Regions from separate parts of the Homo sapiens genome. Here regions 2, 3 and 4 are each linked to region 1. A link is an interaction called in ENCODE POLR2A ChIA-PET data of the cell type or tissue named here. Cell type or tissue: GM12878. All regions are shown on one strand. Region 1 overlaps LOC105372948 (a long non-coding RNA gene). Region 2 has its middle 48 kb from the start of IGLL5. Region 3 has its middle 41 kb from the start of IGLL5. Region 4 has its middle 55 kb from the start of IGLL5.

Region 1 (4,000 bases):
GAGCAGCTTAGTATCTCTCACAAAATAAAGAGCACGTTATTAGATCTTACAATTCCCACCAGAAAGAAACACAAAGCTTTAAGGTCATTCTGGTGTCTAGAGGCAGCATATTTAACCCTTGGGGATGTGGCTCCAACTCATATATCAGGAGCCATGAACATCGCCCACTGTTTTGGAGCCCAGAGCAGGGAGGTTCTGCACCAGGTTCAGGCAGGGGTATGAGTGTCCTGCTGTTGGGACCACAGAATCCAGCAGACTCTACCATAGTCACAGAATTGGTGATAGGAATGGAAGAATTTATGATAGGAACTGAAAACTCATGTTTACGCAATCTCTCATGGGAAAATCCCATGAGATTTTCCCAATGGGATTCCAATCCCATGGGATTTGGAACAATTCCATGTCATCCACAAGAGAGAATTATATTCATTTGGAAAACAACTCTCCCCATGTGCTCTTGTTCCCTGGTAGATACAGGACAGCATCGGACATTCAGTGACCAAGCAGCCAGAACTGCCAGATTCCCCCGTCGTGTGCTCAGGCAGACCCCAGCAGCGATCCCTGGTGAGACAGATGTGACACAGCTAGGATGGAGCAGGAGCAGGGCCCCAGAGCTGAGTAACCTGTGGGTGGTCCACAGCCAAGTTTGCATCTCTCTTGCTCTAGCACTGCTCCCTGGGTTTACACTTACGTTGTGTGGGTAGCAGTCCCTCTGCTCAGCTGATGGAGCAAAAATTTCCAGAGTAGCCCAGCAATGAACTGGATCACCATGAAGTAGAGCACAGCTGCACTATATGGGTGTACTAAGGGGTGGCATTAAGAGACAATGGAGAGGGGACATCTTTCCTGCATGAGGGCATGGCGCCTGGTCATTCATTTTGTGAGGAAAGGTGAGTGGCCGGATGCCAGGGCAGATAGGGGCTTAGGGCAGTGGGAAATGACCTGGGCAGGTGTTCCAGGGACTGCAAGAGAAAAACTTGGAAATGGGGGAAGTGGAGTATGGGCAGAAGCCTGTGGGTGGTCTTTGGGCACGGGCACCACACAGAAGAAACTTTGAATCATAGGTTAATAGCCCATAGAGTGTCCATGATGGACATAGTGCCAAACACCCAAGTGGTCAGAAAGAAGAGATCAGGGGTGGTCAGCCACTCTGTCAGGTGACATGTGCCCCACAGCATGGGTATCCACTCGTAGGCTCTGAGAGTGTGTGGGTCGACCTTAACGTGGAGTCTAGGTGGACCCCACAGCGTCCACTCCAGCTTACACCGTTTTGAATATAAGGCTGCCAGGAGATTCAGGAACTTAAGTGCTAGGGAAATGCTGAGGACTAACCTAGGACGTCTGGGCCAAGGGGTGACCCAGGCTTCACCATATGGAACTCACATCCTTTACCACTAGATGAAAGATACGCTTTGTGTGTCCTTTCATCCAGGCCCTCTTTCACCAGCTTTATCCTGGGTTAGAAAACCCCAAAACAGCCTGTCCACACAGCCTCAAATCTCCTCCTAACCCACTCTCTGCAGAGCCTGCCTGAAGGGCTGGCATGTGGAAACCCAGGTCTTTTGCCACTACGTGCATGGGCCACTCTGTCTGCCCGTCCATTCAGGCTCTCTTTCACCAGCTTTATCCTTGGCCAGAAAAACCCCAGGATAGCCTGTCACACAGCCTCAAATCTCTTCTTAACTCACCCTCTTCACAACCTGCCTGGAGGGCTGGAGGGAAGAGCAGCCTGGGGGTCACAGAACTGGGTGAACTGGACCAGCCCTGCTCATGGCTTTGTCCACAGCCATCCTGGGGCTGGAGAAAGAGGGTGACACAGATTGGGAAGGGGTTTGTGTCTCACTTCCTAATCTGCCTGTGTCACTGTGGGCTCATCACTGTTTCTATTGTACCTGTGACAGTAATAGTCAGCCTCGTCCTCAGTCTGAGCCCTGCTGATGGTCAGGGTGGCCATGTTCCCTGAGCTGGACTCAGAAAATCAGAAATTCCTGAGGGCCGCTTGCTGCCTTCATATATCACCAGTATGGGCCTGGTCTGGCTTCTGCCAGAACCAGTAAACATACTCATCTTTGAGGTTATCTCAAGAGCAGGTGATCATGGCTGCCTGTCCTGGTGACACTGACACTGAGGGTGGCTGTGTAAGCTCATAGGAGCTTGCAAGAGAGGACAGGAGAGGAGGCTTGTAAATGATGAATCTGTTCCCAGGGGGTCCCACCCTGAGGTTGTGCCTGGGATGAACTCATGTTTGGGCAGGCCCAGCTCAGGATCCTATGGGTTCTGAGCCTGAAGGAAGGGCTTGGGGGCAGCACCTGTGCAGAGAGTGAGGAGGGGGAGCAGGAGAGGGATCCAGGCCATGGTGAGACACCCAGAGCTCTGCCTCCTGAGCCCACAGCACAGCTGGGCTCACCAGCTCTCTCTTATTGCCTCTCAGGCCGTTTGAGGCAGTGAGTGTTTGATGCAAATCGGCATCCTCTGGGACTCCTCACTGAAGGATGTCACTCAAACCAGCTCTGTGGGAAGCACAGCAGACTGAGGAAGAAGAAGTGGGTCCCAGCTCACTTTATCTGCTTCTCTGGTCAGAAGATCAGACTCCATCCTTGAAGGCCTGTGATCACAGTCACCTCCTGGAGTTTGGCCACATGACCACTGTTTTATACCATCCTGGCCTGTGCTGTGTCCTAGGCCAGGCTCAGCAGGGCTGTGGACCTTCCAGGAGCCTGGCCATGGGGCTGAGCTGGGCCGTGCTGAGAGATCATCAATGACACCTGACTCAGCAGCAGGTGGGCCAGGAACCCATCATCTTCCTCCTCCTCCAAGTCAGCTCTGGGTTTCCCAGACTCACTTGGTCCTGTCCTGGTAGTTTAATTAGAATGTGGTTCTGTGTCTTTAGGATACTTATATCCTAAACTTGATTTCCATTACCATGGTTTGGTCCTTTGAGCAGCCACAACTCATGTGGATTCATTACACAGTCTAGTCTCGTTTCTCACCTGAGTTGCTCCTTGTATGACACCCCCCATCTCTCTAATAGACTAGAAATTGCCATCCTCTGCTCTTTGATTCTTTATTTTTTCTCATCAGTGTTTCATATAAATGTGTAAAAAGCACCAGAAACCCAGACCTGACTGAGAAACTAACTTTAGGTTATTTGGTCTCTGTGAGGGTTCCAGCGTCGTGGTCTCTGAACACCCATGAGCTCTGGAGGGTGGGGGATCCCTGGTCCCTCCAGCCAGACAGATCTTGTCACTGAGCCCAGGATAGTCCCATGGTCAGAGCTGTGGCCTGAGGCAGGTGAACATTCCCTTCCCTCTGGAGAGCATCTCCGCAAGGAGGCTGGGAATGCCCCATCCAGGGACCAGGATCCCAAATGTCCCACGCCACCCACCTGAGAATCCCCTGAGCATAGGAGCTGCCTCTGAGTCAGAGTCGGCCTGGAGCTGGAAGGAGAGGGAGAGGGAGGGGGTGGTAGGGTGTCTCTGGAAGTGCCAAGTGTAGAGGGCTCAGCTCCCCAGGATGCTGCTGGACACGGAGGAATGAGACCCTTAGAATGGCAGGAGGCTCAGGCAGCCATCCTGGGTGAAGGGCTTGAGCCCCGGGAGCCCTGTCCCCTCACACTGTTCCCCCTCCTAGAGCACCTTGACCTCGGAGCGTCTCTTAGGAAATCCTAGCCCTATGGGAGCTGCCCAGGCTGACACCAGGGCCCAGGTGCCTCCAGTTGTGTTTCCCAGCTGAGGCCGTCACTGTGCCTGGGCCCCTGTCAGTATCCTGGGTGATGCTGTGTGTCTGACCCTCAGAATATGAACACTGCAGCCCCAGGTGACAGGAGGGACTATACCAAACTTCCAAAGTGAGGACTGATCCCTTGAACACCTGTTGACCACCCCCCACAAAGGCTGGCCTCCTTCATAGGCTCCTCCTGGGCAGCCCCAGCCTCTCTTCTGGCTGCAGCTCTGCTGCCCTCTGCTGGTGGAAAAGACAGAGCCCAGGCACTTGCCTTCTC
Region 2 (4,000 bases), 85 kb before region 1:
GAGTTACTATATAATGAATATAAGTATAATTAAAATAAACCAACTATAGGTAGTGCAGGGTGAGTTTCCAATAATAAATTCTAAACCAACTTCCATCATTCATGGAACCAGATATTCTATTCAGGAATTAATATGCATTCTCCCATACATTTCCTATTATACACATGGGAGGTAGCTACTCATATTAAATCAATATCAAATAGATGGGAACATGAGGAGAGAGATTAGCTACCAAGGTAAATTGTCATCTCTCAGTGGCAGAGAAATTTGTCAACCGAGGTCTTCCTAGAAATATGCTCTGACCTACCATACAATTCTTCCTGCCTGAGGAACTGGTAAAAACTCTCCAAGTCCATCCTGGCTTCCTTCTTTCCTTCCCAACTTCTGCTCATCCTGACCTGACCTTGTCCCAAGCTGCTCTATGGCTTTTATTGCTCTTTGCAGAAATCGCTTAAACTTTTTGTTTGCAGTTGCTCCCTCCTCTGTGTTTAACTGTATTTTAAGGGGGGGTTCATTTTCCAATCCTCTTTGCTAAATGTCGGCTGCTAGGTACTCATCCCCCCTGGAATGCCCTCTCTTTCCATTTTTATGACTCAGCAACTTTCCCTGGGCTTCCTGCCTCTGAGCTGGCTGGAGCTGTGAGACAATTTCGGGCTTTGGGCAGCACCTAAGACATACAGGATGCGAATCCATGTTAGGATCGTAGTGACCTCTTCCATATAATCCCCCATTGTACTACTCCTCAAGAGAGAACACTCTGTCTTCTCATCAGTGTAATCTCAAACCCTGCACCCTGACTGTTGTGGGTGTAGCAGACACACAAGAAATATTTGCTGAATGTTAAGTGAATTGGAATAAACATGTTGATTTAAGTGACAAAACCTTCTATTTTTCATAATAATAAATGTATAATGATTGTCAAAAAATGAAAAAAGTTAGATGTACAAAATGAAAACCAATATTACCTACAGTTTACCCCCGCAACCGGTAGCCCCGGGGAATAGATGTGGATACGGATGTGCATCTAGGTATGGATAAAAATGCAGGGATTCATGCACACACAGGTCACGTCTTATCTGGTGGCCTCTTTGGGATAATATGTTCAAGGCTTTTCAGATGCCATTCGCATCATCGAATACAGCATTTTTATAGGATCTTACATCTTAAATTGGCTTAATGTTTTGTTCTCCGATTATAAAATCTGAAAACAGGAAAAATTAAATAAGAATACAAAGCAAGTCTCTGATCCTGCACTGCCCAAGAGGCCCTGTTAGCGCGTTGGTATGGCGCCTTCCAGATCTTTTTCTGCATGAAATCATGGGCTTATCACAAAGATGGGAACTTCTTTCCTCACTTCTTCTTGCCCTGTTGTGAACATCTGTCTATGGCCCTTCTCCAAGGCCATCTGGGGATGTGGATGTGAGGCTGGCATCTGCTCTCGGGCTCTTTTCTGTCACGTTTTGCTGTTAGCTCCCTGGCTAACATCCACATGCACTGGCTCTCTGGCATCTCCATGATAAATTCTTATGAGCAGGATTTCTGGGTCAAAAGAGAGTGCATTCCCAGGCTGTGGAGACAGGGGACACGTTCAGGAGGGCCTAAAAGGCTGAACCGTGTCTCAGCCTTGAGGCCTCTCAGAATCGCCAGCTTGGGAAGTTAGGAGGCCTGTGGTTGCTCATCACTCCCTCACCAACTCGTTCTGCCCAGGGAAGGTCCTGGGGTGGGGGCTTCAGAGCCCTGTCCTGGCCACCCCCCTCCCTGGGGTCCTGCTGACAATCAGGGCCACTGCTGGCTGGTTCTGAGATGCCTTCTGGTGGACCCTGGGACCCAGGATGGAGCTCAGGGTGTGGGGAGGCAGCCAGGGGGCAGCATCAGGCCCAGGGGCTGGACTAGGAGGGGGTGGGGTGGGGCGCAGGCTCTACTGCCCCCACCTGTGAGCTGCACAAACATCCAGCAGCAGCCCTGAAACTGCCCCATGCTCCTCCTGGGCCACACCTGGGCCTGTTTGTCACTCATCCCATGCCCGGGTGGCCATGAGCTCAGTTTCTCTTCCTCTTATTTTTCTCCTTTTGTCACTCTGAGTTCTGGTTTCAGCCAACTTGGGGTTAAATTTAGCCTGGGGATTTCCAGGGGTGGCCAGCTGCAGGCAGGGCCACCAGAGCTGGGAAAGCGCATCCCCCAACCCCATCCCTTGGCCTGGCCCCCACCCTACTCCCATCTCAGGCCTCCCTGGCCAACCCCTTCACCCAGGAATCTGCTGGTTTCCTGAATGGCTGGCACTCGGGGTCCCTGACCCAGTTCCTCCTTGACCAGAGGGAAGGCTGGGCCCAGGAAGGCAAAGGCATTTGCCCAGGTTCACACAGTGTCACCCGCAGGCCCAGGCAAGAGCAATGACTGAGGGTAGGTGAGGGTCCCCATAGGCCAGGCACAGCTTAGGCATCATCTCAATCCGCAAACCTACCTTGTGGGGAGGGACTCTTATCACCCCCTTGGGCAGATGAGGAAACTGAGGGCTACAGAAGAGAAGCAGATTGCTCAAGGTCAAGGGTTGATGAGGGCTGAGCATGGTGGGGGGACCCCTTCTCTGTCTGACACTGAGGTCTGGGCTCCCAGGGCAGATGCCCCTTTGGGAAGAACAGTGCTCTGGGCTCCCACAGGCCTTTGCAGCCACCCTCCTTCCTTGCATCTCCCAAGGCACAGGGAAGGAATGGCCATCAGGGCCTGTAGCCCTAACTCTCATCCATGCTGCTTTCAGGCCTCTTTTCTGCACCCCTGAAATGGGGCTGGAGCTGTGGAATGGTGGAGGAAGTGAACAATCTGGTCTCTGGCAGAGGGCAGTGGTCCACACAGCCACCCTCCATACAGGTCTTCTCCATGCAGGCTCCTCCACACGGGTCCCACCACACAGCGCCCTCCACACGGGCCCCTCCACACAGGTCCCCTCCACACAGGCCCCCTCCACACAGGCACCCTCCAACAGATCCCCTCCACATGGGCCCCTCTACCTGGCACCCTACCGACAGGCCCCTCCATGCGGGCCCCTTCACACATGATCCCTCCACGCGGGCCCCTCCACGCAGGCCCCTCCACATGGGCCCCTCCACACATGATTTCTCCACACAGGCCCCTCCACATGGGCCCCTCCACACATGATCCCTCCACACGGGCCCCTCCACACATGATCCCTCCACACGGGCCCCTCCACACATGGGCCCCTCCACACGTGGGCCCCTCCACATGCCACCCTCCATACAGGTCCCCTCCACATGGGCCCCTCTACATGGGCCCCTCCACACAGGGGCGCCTATGTGAGCTCGGGCAGATCCCTTTCTCTCCTGGTCTGTTTCTCCATTTGTCAGATGGGAGGCCCTGGGCTGGAAGTCAGGACACCACAGAGCTGGCTCTGGCTTTTTGGGATCTAACTGCTCTGGGCCTCAGTTTTCCTACCTGTGAAATGGGACCATGATTCTGGCTGTGGCCTCACAGAATCCCTGAGTGGCTCAGGTGGATAACATGTGTCCACGTGTTTTATAAATGGTACGGGACGATAAGGCCACTCAATAGCGTCTCAACACAGGATGCAGCTACCTGTAGAGTTGCAGATGTGGTCAGACCTGAGGTTTAGGGCCTCTACTCTCGGCCTTGCTCTCTCTGGGCCCTGCCCCTGCCCCTCTGCAGAGCTCTGGGGCTTGGGGCACTCTGGTCCACTGGCCTGGACCAGCATGAATGTTCATGGCCTTGGTCCACCGTCCAACCCAGAGAACTGTGCACCCTGCAGGGCCCTGCCTTGGGCCTGGCTCCCAGCATCCTCTGCTCATTCCCTCTCCTCCACCGGGTGGTCACTACCTGTGTCCTATGCAGGGCCCAGACCTCTTTTCTCCCTTGTTCCCTGCCCCCCTGGAAGCCTGGTCCATCTTGGAGCCCATCCATGTGGCACAGACTCCAAGGACTTCCTGGGTATTAAGTAGGGTGGCAGGCCAGGTGACGTGGGGGACAGAGT
Region 3 (4,000 bases), 78 kb before region 1:
AGCTGGGCCTGAGTGAGCTCATTTCTAGGGGCTCCAGGCAGGGGACCAGGAATGTCATGGTGACTGCCTGGATGTGGCCCCTAGTGAGGCTCTCCTGGCCCCTGGCCCCCATTGTAATGTCCAGCACTGCTTACCATAGTGCTAGGTGGCTGGGCTTGGCTTCCTCCCCCTCATTATTAGCCATTATGAAGAACGTCATTCAGTCATTTAGCAAACAGTTACTCTGAGCTTGGGCAACCAAAATTTGTTGTTTAAACTGGGATGTTCCTGGGAGTGGAAGGGGCACTATTAATAACTTCACGAGTCTCTCTGATAGATGTGGGTGGGGGTCCTGGAGGCAGCCCAGGCCTGGGTCTCTGGGCAGAGCCCACCATTACTGCTACAATGGGCCAGGCACGGCCAGGCCTGGGTCCCGAGCTGAGGCTGGGTACACATAGGCACCTGGGAAACTGCAGCTGATTGGTGGCCAGTGGTCTGGGGACCTGGATGGGGCTAAGGGTCACCAGGGGCTGGACACTGCTCTAGCATCCACCTCAGCTTCCAGAGTCAGTGGCACAAACTGGGAATGTCCTGGAAAATGCAGGATGCAGGTCATCCCCCTCCCCTCAGACCTTGCCCAGCCCACGTGTTTCCTGGGGAGACCACCCTTGTGAAATTACTGGCCAAACAGGGTCAGGTTTGATGTGGTCCCAAGTGACCAAGTGACAAAGACTGACCCTGATCCTGACCCTACTGCCCCTGCTGATGTCACTGTGTTGACATTTCCGTGGCCCATCTGCAATCCTCAAGATGACCATGTAGGAGAGCAGTTTCCCCAGATCACCCCAGAAAGAGGGAGTCCTCACGCTTGGGTTGTTACAAGAGGTACGGGTGCCTTTTGAGGTGTTTGCATAACTAAGCATTTTGGGAAAAGACCTAGTCTTCCCGGCCTCCGTTGATGCCAGCTAGGGATGCTTCTGAATCCCCGAGGGAACTGGAGCATCTCACGTGTGGCGCAGGGGATCCTGGGCAGATTTGGGGTCATTTTTCCTTCACGTCTCATTCAGCACAGGGAAGAGGACCAGTGTCAAGTCATGACACACGACTCTTTCAGGGCCGTAGAAGCTGGTCCTTAGGTCAGGGATGGAGCCCAGGGTGTGGGGTCAACATCAAGGACTCGTGTCCTGCAGGCGGGGTGGGTGGGGAATCCAGAACCTGGCCCTGGTGTGACAGAGACTCTGGAGAAGAGGATGACATGTCGGGAGGGAGGAGCAACATCCTCAGCATTGTGCTGTGTCATTAGCAGTGGGCATTGCGAGTGGATGGTGATTATTTCCTCTATGTCCCCAAAATTCGCATGTTCTAGTTGGCTGGAAACTTGATTTTGGACCTTTGTGTTGAGGAATGGGGGCTTGCCTGGGATCTGGTGGCCTCGTTATGGGGCATCTGAGCTGGTTTGCTTGTTCCCAGGTGAGTGTCGATGTCCCCCTTCTTGCCCCTGGATTCAGTGAATATGGGGGTTGAAGGGTAATGGTGCCTTTGTCCAGGCCTGGCTGGGGACACTCTCTTGGTGGCTTTGCAGGCCCCACAGGAGGCTGGGCCTGATGGGAGAGTCACCCACTCAGTTCATAGTAGCTCCCAGTCCTTTCCTCCCGCAGGGCCCTGAGCAGCCACCCCCCTCTCCTCCAGCAGGGCCCCTGCACCCCCTCCCAGGCTATTCTGGGCTCTGGCTTTGCTGTAGAGGAAGCCACAGGGCCCCTCCCTGATCTGACTCAGAACACCTCCCTCAGCCCAGGCTGCAGCTAAGCAGGGCCAGGGCCAGGACGAGTTCCTCTCACCCCATCCCCCACTGTGACACTCTTCCCTATACCTTGAGGGGTTCCCCCAGCACAGACCAACCCTCCTTCGGTGTCATGAGGCCATCACTCGTGAGGGGCTGGCCCCGGTCTGAGCTAGACACAGTGGCATGTGAAGACAGGCGTGGGCTAAGGCCCAACTCGGCTACTCCTGAACTGGGTGGAGCCTGGGCAGCGCTGGTGCATCCATCATGGTTCACGTCCCCTCTGTGAGGTGGGCAATGGCAGCTTTAGGCCTCAGGGTCACTGTGAGGGTCAGTGAGGGACTGTGATGTTCCCACTGTGGCCCAAGGATCACAGCTGGGGCTCTCTCAGATGGTTCTTTCAGTTAAATCTTTTCCTGAGTGTGGGGAGATGCTCCTGCTGCCCCAGACACTCCCTGGGCAGAGTGCCAACCTTGGAGACTTGACAGGGTGGGGGCAGTGGTGTCTCCATGTCGTTCTCCAAGCTTGTGAGCTCCTCTAGGGCAGGTGGTCCTGGGCTGCATACACCAGCCCCTGGCCCACAGCTGAGAGTTTGTTGAATGAATGAATGAGTGAGTCTGAACAAATGAATGGATGAATGAATGAATGAAAAGCCCTTAGGGCCGAGGAGTCATGAAAAGAGGCGGGCATGGGTCAGCCGGTAACCTACTGTGTGACCCTAGGTGGGTCATCACCCCTCCCATCGGAGCCTCAGTCCTCTCATCTGTGAAATGGGCACATGAACACCTGTCCTGGCTCTGCTTTGTAGACTCAGAGGGCACCCCCATGGCTGCCCTCCTGCCTGCCTCTTTCACCCACTGAGTCAACAGAGAATGAGGAGCCCAGGTCTGCCCATCCCACAGAGCCACAAGGGGGTTCATGCACTCAGCACCATCTCTTGGCCTTGCCCAGGCACGGCCTCAGGATGGAAGGGTGGCCTAGGTCAGGGGCCTGGGCAACCACTGTGCTGCCCTGAACACCTGCAGGACCTGGGCAGGCTCAGCCTCCTCTGCACGCCTTAGGGAAGGGGCTGGCTCTGGGTTGACCTTGGATCAGAGTCCCAGTGCCCACCATCTGTGCAGCCCTGGGCAGCTGTGGGACTCGGGCAGGCTGCTGGTCTCCGAATCTCCGTCTCCTCATCTGTAAGGTGTGCGGGACATGGACACGTGCCTCCTGGGGTGGTTTGGGATCCCATGACATAGAGAGGACAGACGCCAGTGCAGGGTTTCCCTGGAAGTGGCCCTGGGCCAGGTGGCAGGTGAGGTAGCATCTTCAGCAGAGCCGGGAGCAGTTCCACTGTCGAGCAGTGGCCATCGAGGGGCTCAGTGATACCCAGCCCAGCACCTGGCTGAACATCGGAGGACGTGAGGGGTGCAGCCCCTGCTTCCAGGCTCCCGTGGTGTCCCAGATCGGTGCTGGGCAGGGCGGCACCAGGAGAGCGTGGTCAGCAGCCCTGGGCAGCCATCAAGCCTGAGGCACCACTGGGCTGAGGGCTGGGGCCGGGGAAGGAGCAAGGAACCCTTTTACATTCCGGTAGTTCATGAATCACACAGTGAAAGAAAGAGTCACCAAGGGTGCTAGCTGCCGGTGGCCCTGATGGGGCAGCAGCAGAACAAAGTGGGAGGGGACCATAGAAGAGAGGACCTTGGCGGGGGGTGGGGGTGGGGGTGGGTGGGTGAGGGGCTTCAAGATGACGAGAATGATGTGAGTTGCCAAGCCCATCCTGAGGTCAACAGAAGGAGGACAGTGAGGGGACCATTGGATTGAGCCACGTGCAGGCCACTGGGGCTGTGATGGGGTGGTGGTGAGACTGCTGGGCTTGAGGCAGGAAGGGAGGGGACCGTGGAGGCCAGGAGCCCTTGATTACCACTTGTAAAAGGCAGGAGAGAGGGAGGGGCAGCCAGAGGAAGGCAGCATTCACATTTTATTACTTCTTCCTGGCAGGACCACATTTGTGCTCCTAAGGTGACCATCAGGAGGGTCTCTGGCCCTTCATACTGAGATGTTGAGGCAGAGAGACTGTGGTCCAGGTTCTCTCCAGGAAGAGCCCACCATTACTGCTGCAGTGGGCCAGGCAGGACTAGGTCTGGGTCCCAAGCCCAGGCTGGGCACATATGGGTGCTTGGGAAACCATAGTTGATTGGTGGCCAGTGGCCTAGTACCTGGATGGGGCCGGGGTCACCATGGGCTGGTCACTGCTCC
Region 4 (4,000 bases), 93 kb before region 1:
GGGGAAAATTGTACAACTTTCTTGAGAATTATTAAAGTATACTAATGGGAAAGACAGAGGATATTCATGGATTGAAAGGTGTCAATTCTTCCCAAACTGGTTAGTAAACTATCCATTCATTCAACGTGCAAAATTCCTGTACATTTTTAGGGGGATAGAAGAGTAGCTGATTCTAGGGAAGAGAAGCTCAGATCTTCTTGACAGAGAGGAGCACCCTCCTCCTTCCTGGTCACCTGGGCAACTTCAAGGTCATGACCAGAGGGAACCTGGGCCCCTCTATCGCCCGCCCAGAATTCTCCCTCTCCTTCCCCAAGCCCAGAAGCCGGCCACGCTGTTCCCAATGGAGGGAGCATTTCCTCTACCATGGACACAGCCCAGGCTCAGCTTCTGCTCTGGGGCACAGAGGGGAGGGGCTCTGAGGGCGGGAATCCTGTGGAGGGGCACAGCTCCCTGTGCTTTCCGGGGGTCGCACTACCCAACCCGGTGGCCCCCTCTTGTCCTGCAATCCCATCCCGGCTCCGGTGGCCCACTTCACCCTCCTCGGCCACCAAGGGTCTCTGCCCCCATGCTAGCAGTGCTGGGAAGGGCCCCAGTCTGTGCAGACTCAAAAGAGTAGGGACCAGGACTGCAACCTCTGAATAAAACCATGGGGAAACTGAGGCTCAGGGAGGCCAAGGTCAACGAGGCAGGAGCAGAATGGGCATCAGGGTGGCAGGGTCTGGTGACCTTCGAGTGACGCCCGGCGGGCTGGGCCTCGCCCTTGGGCTTTACCTGGTTCTCATTTGGTGCCAGATGTCTGTGCTCTCTGGGGATAGGAACATCCCAATCGTCCACAGTTCCAAGGCAGGGTGTGGTTGTGGGGCATGAGATGGTGGCCCTGCTGGGCTGTGCATTAGTCTGGCTGCTCTGGGGAGAACTCAGTTCATAGTAAACCCAAATATAGACGTGTGTCCCTCTAGTTACAGGGTGAGTGTGTGTCCTTGGGAGGCATGATGTATGCACGGGGACATGCAGGGGCTCACTGGCCTGTGTTTGTGAATGAATAACCCAGACAGCCCAGATGTCCATCCACTGGGGATGGGCCGGGACCAGCGTCTATTTGTATGTTGAACCATGGAGCTCTGTCTTATTTATCTAGTTGCATCTCCTAGTACTAGAGATATACATGTAGCAAGTTAGAAGGAGCGTGACAGGTTCCACATGATGTTGTTCAGGTGCATTTGAAAACTGAGAACAAATGCAAACTGCTCAGCATGGTCTGTAAGGCCCCAAGGAACCCCCACCCCCGCCTGCAACCCAGCTCCCTCTACCCCTTCCCTCCCTCACCCCTCCTCTCTTCTTGGATCTGGCCACATGGCCTCCTTGCTGTTTCTGCAATTCGTCAGCAGAGTCTCACCCCAAGGCCTTCGCACTTGCTGTTTCTGCCGCCAGGAGCGCTCCTCCCCAGGCACCTCCACAACTGGCCGGTCCCCTCATTGACTCAGGGGTGTCCCTTCCTGACCATCCAGCTAAACCAGCAGTTGTCACAGTCTCCCGTTTGACCCTGTCTTTTTCGTAAAGAACTCATCACATCACAAATGACAGCATCACGTGGTGTTTGTTCCAGGCCTATGTCACCCAATGGCACTTGGTTCCAGGGCTTGGCCCCCGAGGCCACCACTGGGTCCCCTGGGCATAAAGCCACATCCAGAGCTGTTGAATGGCTGCATGTGGAGTGAGCAGCACTGGGTTTCTCTCAGGGAAAAGGGGGAGGGAAACGGAGGGGAATCTAACCTGATCAGTTGTATTTTCCTCTCAGTAAAAGCCTGTGATAGTTGACAGCAGGCTAGCATTTGTTACTGCTGTGTGTCAATGTTCTTGGCATTTCTGTGTTTTCCTAAAGCCCAGGCAGGCCCTCCCCTCCTATACCCCGTCCCACCTGGCACAGAGGAGAGCCGTTTCTGGGACTCTCTGGCCTGGAAATTCCTCTCCCCCAAGGTGTCTTCTTCCCTCCCGGGGGACCGTGCACCCTGTGTATGTGACAGGTGGGTGTACAAGGGCCCCCAGATCCTCTGCTCCAGCCCCTCCCTTGGGAGAGGGCCCAGCCTCTGGGCTCTGACAGGGCCTCAGGAGCTGGAGTTATTCGGAATCTGAGTACCCGGACCATTGGTGGTGGGTGGAGGGGAGGGCTGTACCACTTTCCTGATGAGGGACCTTGGCCAGGTCACATCCCTCTCTGTGAAAGGAGATAATGATCTTGCCAGACTTGTGCATCCTGGGATTTCCGGATGAAGACTCCTGGGGGTTGTGACTGATAAGACAGAGACCTTCTAGAGAAGGGACAACAGTGGCCACTAGAGGGCGCTATCGACTCTGGCTCTGGCCAGTGCATGTGAGTGGGTGTGAGTGTGTGAATGCGTGTGTGTGTGTGAATGAGTATGAATGTGTGTGGATAAATGTGTGAGCATGAATGGGTATGTAAGTGTGACTGTGTGTGTGTGTGTGTGTGGATGTGTGTGTGTGTGGAGCCCCTTGTACAGGCACAGTTAGGATATGTCAGCCAAGGATGCAGCTGGGATGCCTTCACGTGGTGACATCCCTGTTCAGGTGACACTGCAGTGCACGGTTACCACATGGCTGGACTCCTGAACACTCAGCCATCCTGCTCTGGGGCAATCTTCCTATAGCCTCGAGCTCCCTGCCCCAAGAGTGGTCCTGAGGCTCCTTGGTCTGGGGGTGGGCACAGGACAGTGGAGTCACTCTGGCTCTAGCGCTGGAAGGAGGGGAGGCAGGAGGGGATGGCTGCTCTGCTCAGACCCTGCGTATCCCTCACATTCAATAAACTGGGCTGGGATGTTTAGTGTTGAGCAAGCTTCAGCCACGCATGCCCTGAGGAAGGAACACGTGCAGGGCCTGTGTGAACTGCACTGGGGCCCCCTATCCAGAGAGGAACCCCGGGGCCGGGTAGACTGGGGTGGGGGTGCCAGCTCTCTAACCTCCCCAAAGACCCAAGGGCTCCTCTGCTCAGAGTGGTCAATGTGGAGTCTTGGGGTGCTGGAGCCCAGCACCCTTTGCAGCCTCGGGGTGCTGGTCATGGGGCTGGATCCCAGCTAAGAGGGGACCTCATCAGGGCCAAGTGTGTGTGACAGCATCCTGTGGGGGAGCACTGGGCCTTAAGACTGGCAGCCAGGCTCACAGCTGGACCCATGACAAGTCCTTTGTCCCCTCTGGGCCTCAGTTTTTCTGTGTGGCTGAGTGGTGAGGTCCATTCTCTAAGACTCTTTTGGTGTCCCCCAGACCCCCCTGCCTCCTGGGGCAGCTGGGCTGGGCACCTGGGACCCATGAGGGGCTGACAGCCCAGGATCTGAGACCTGGGCCAGTGCAGAGCTGGGGGCACCAGGCCCTGCTGCTGGAGGTGCTGGGCTGAAGATCCCCCCAGCCTCCCACAGCAAGGGCAGCCACCCCAGGAGAGCCAGGCTGGGGACTGAAGACTTGGGAACTAAGGAGCTAGGGATTATCTGATGCAGGAGGGGCCAAATCTCCTTCCTGGGCTCTGAAGGTGGAGACAGTGGCCACCAACAGGGCCTCTCCAGCCATCCCTCAGCCCCACATGTGCACACCTCACAGACTCCAGCCCACAGACCCCTGACCTGGAATAGCTCTCCCAGCCCCCACTTGCAGCCCTCCTGCCTCCCTAGATCTCCAGAGCAGCCAGAGGCTGAACTCATAGCCCTGAGCCTTCTCCAATGGTGGTGTCAGTAGCAGTGGGGGTGGTTGGTGCTGCCAGAGAGAGACACAGAGCAGCCACGGTGGAGGCTGCGGAGGTGGAGGAGTCTGAGGCCTCCCTGAGGAGGGAGCTTGGGGCCTGGTTCAGGTCACCTCACAGTGGATGCTCTGGGGAGTTTGGAGGAGGCCCTGGGGGCCCCTCTATCTTTCCTATTCTCAGTGTAGAGCTGGGGTCAGGTGGGGCAGGTGGGAGCCCAGTTCCTGTGGATGCCTCTCCTTCCACACCCTCATGGGT

Evidence for each region. ChIA-PET counts read pairs that join two places held together with the same protein. Peaks named below come from ENCODE experiments on the same cell type or tissue, not always from the same donor. Only the 100,000 strongest peaks of a DNase experiment are listed, where the experiment ranks them.
Region 2: POLR2A ChIA-PET joins it to region 1 with 13 read pairs; 3 of 35 experiments call an interaction of 5 or more read pairs at or near these places.
Region 3: POLR2A ChIA-PET joins it to region 1 with 11 read pairs; 3 of 35 experiments call an interaction of 5 or more read pairs at or near these places.
Region 4: POLR2A ChIA-PET joins it to region 1 with 22 read pairs; 5 of 35 experiments call an interaction of 5 or more read pairs at or near these places.

The regions. Positions count from the first base shown.
Region 1 is chr22:22,848,525-22,852,524 of GRCh38, reverse strand. All of the region lies in intron 2 of LOC105372948 (a long non-coding RNA gene), which reads left to right. It also overlaps IGL and the pseudogene IGLV3-6. Among named protein-coding and RNA genes, the nearest start is that of MIR650, 28 kb to the right of the region's middle. In GM12878, a CTCF peak has its summit at 3,966 (motif pointing left); a DNase peak (open chromatin) is centred at 2,470; H3K27ac peaks cover 1,141 bases.
Region 2 is chr22:22,933,802-22,937,801 of GRCh38, reverse strand. No RefSeq gene overlaps it. Among named protein-coding and RNA genes, the nearest start is that of IGLL5, 48 kb to the right of the region's middle. RefSeq lists an enhancer at 1,965-2,344 and a silencer at 3,515-3,604. In GM12878, a CTCF peak has its summit at 1,862; a DNase peak (open chromatin) is centred at 2,031; H3K4me3 peaks cover 805 bases; H3K27ac peaks cover 3,421 bases.
Region 3 is chr22:22,926,698-22,930,697 of GRCh38, reverse strand. No RefSeq gene overlaps it. Among named protein-coding and RNA genes, the nearest start is that of IGLL5, 41 kb to the right of the region's middle. RefSeq lists enhancers at 1,354-1,413, 1,664-1,793, 2,144-2,193. In GM12878, no CTCF peak of the experiment used is centred here; a DNase peak (open chromatin) is centred at 1,837; H3K4me3 peaks cover 607 bases; H3K27ac peaks cover 3,024 bases.
Region 4 is chr22:22,941,268-22,945,267 of GRCh38, reverse strand. No RefSeq gene overlaps it. Among named protein-coding and RNA genes, the nearest start is that of IGLL5, 55 kb to the right of the region's middle. RefSeq lists enhancers at 1,301-1,550, 2,191-2,280, 3,921-4,000. In GM12878, a CTCF peak has its summit at 2,338 (motif pointing right); a DNase peak (open chromatin) is centred at 2,387; H3K27ac peaks cover 2,860 bases.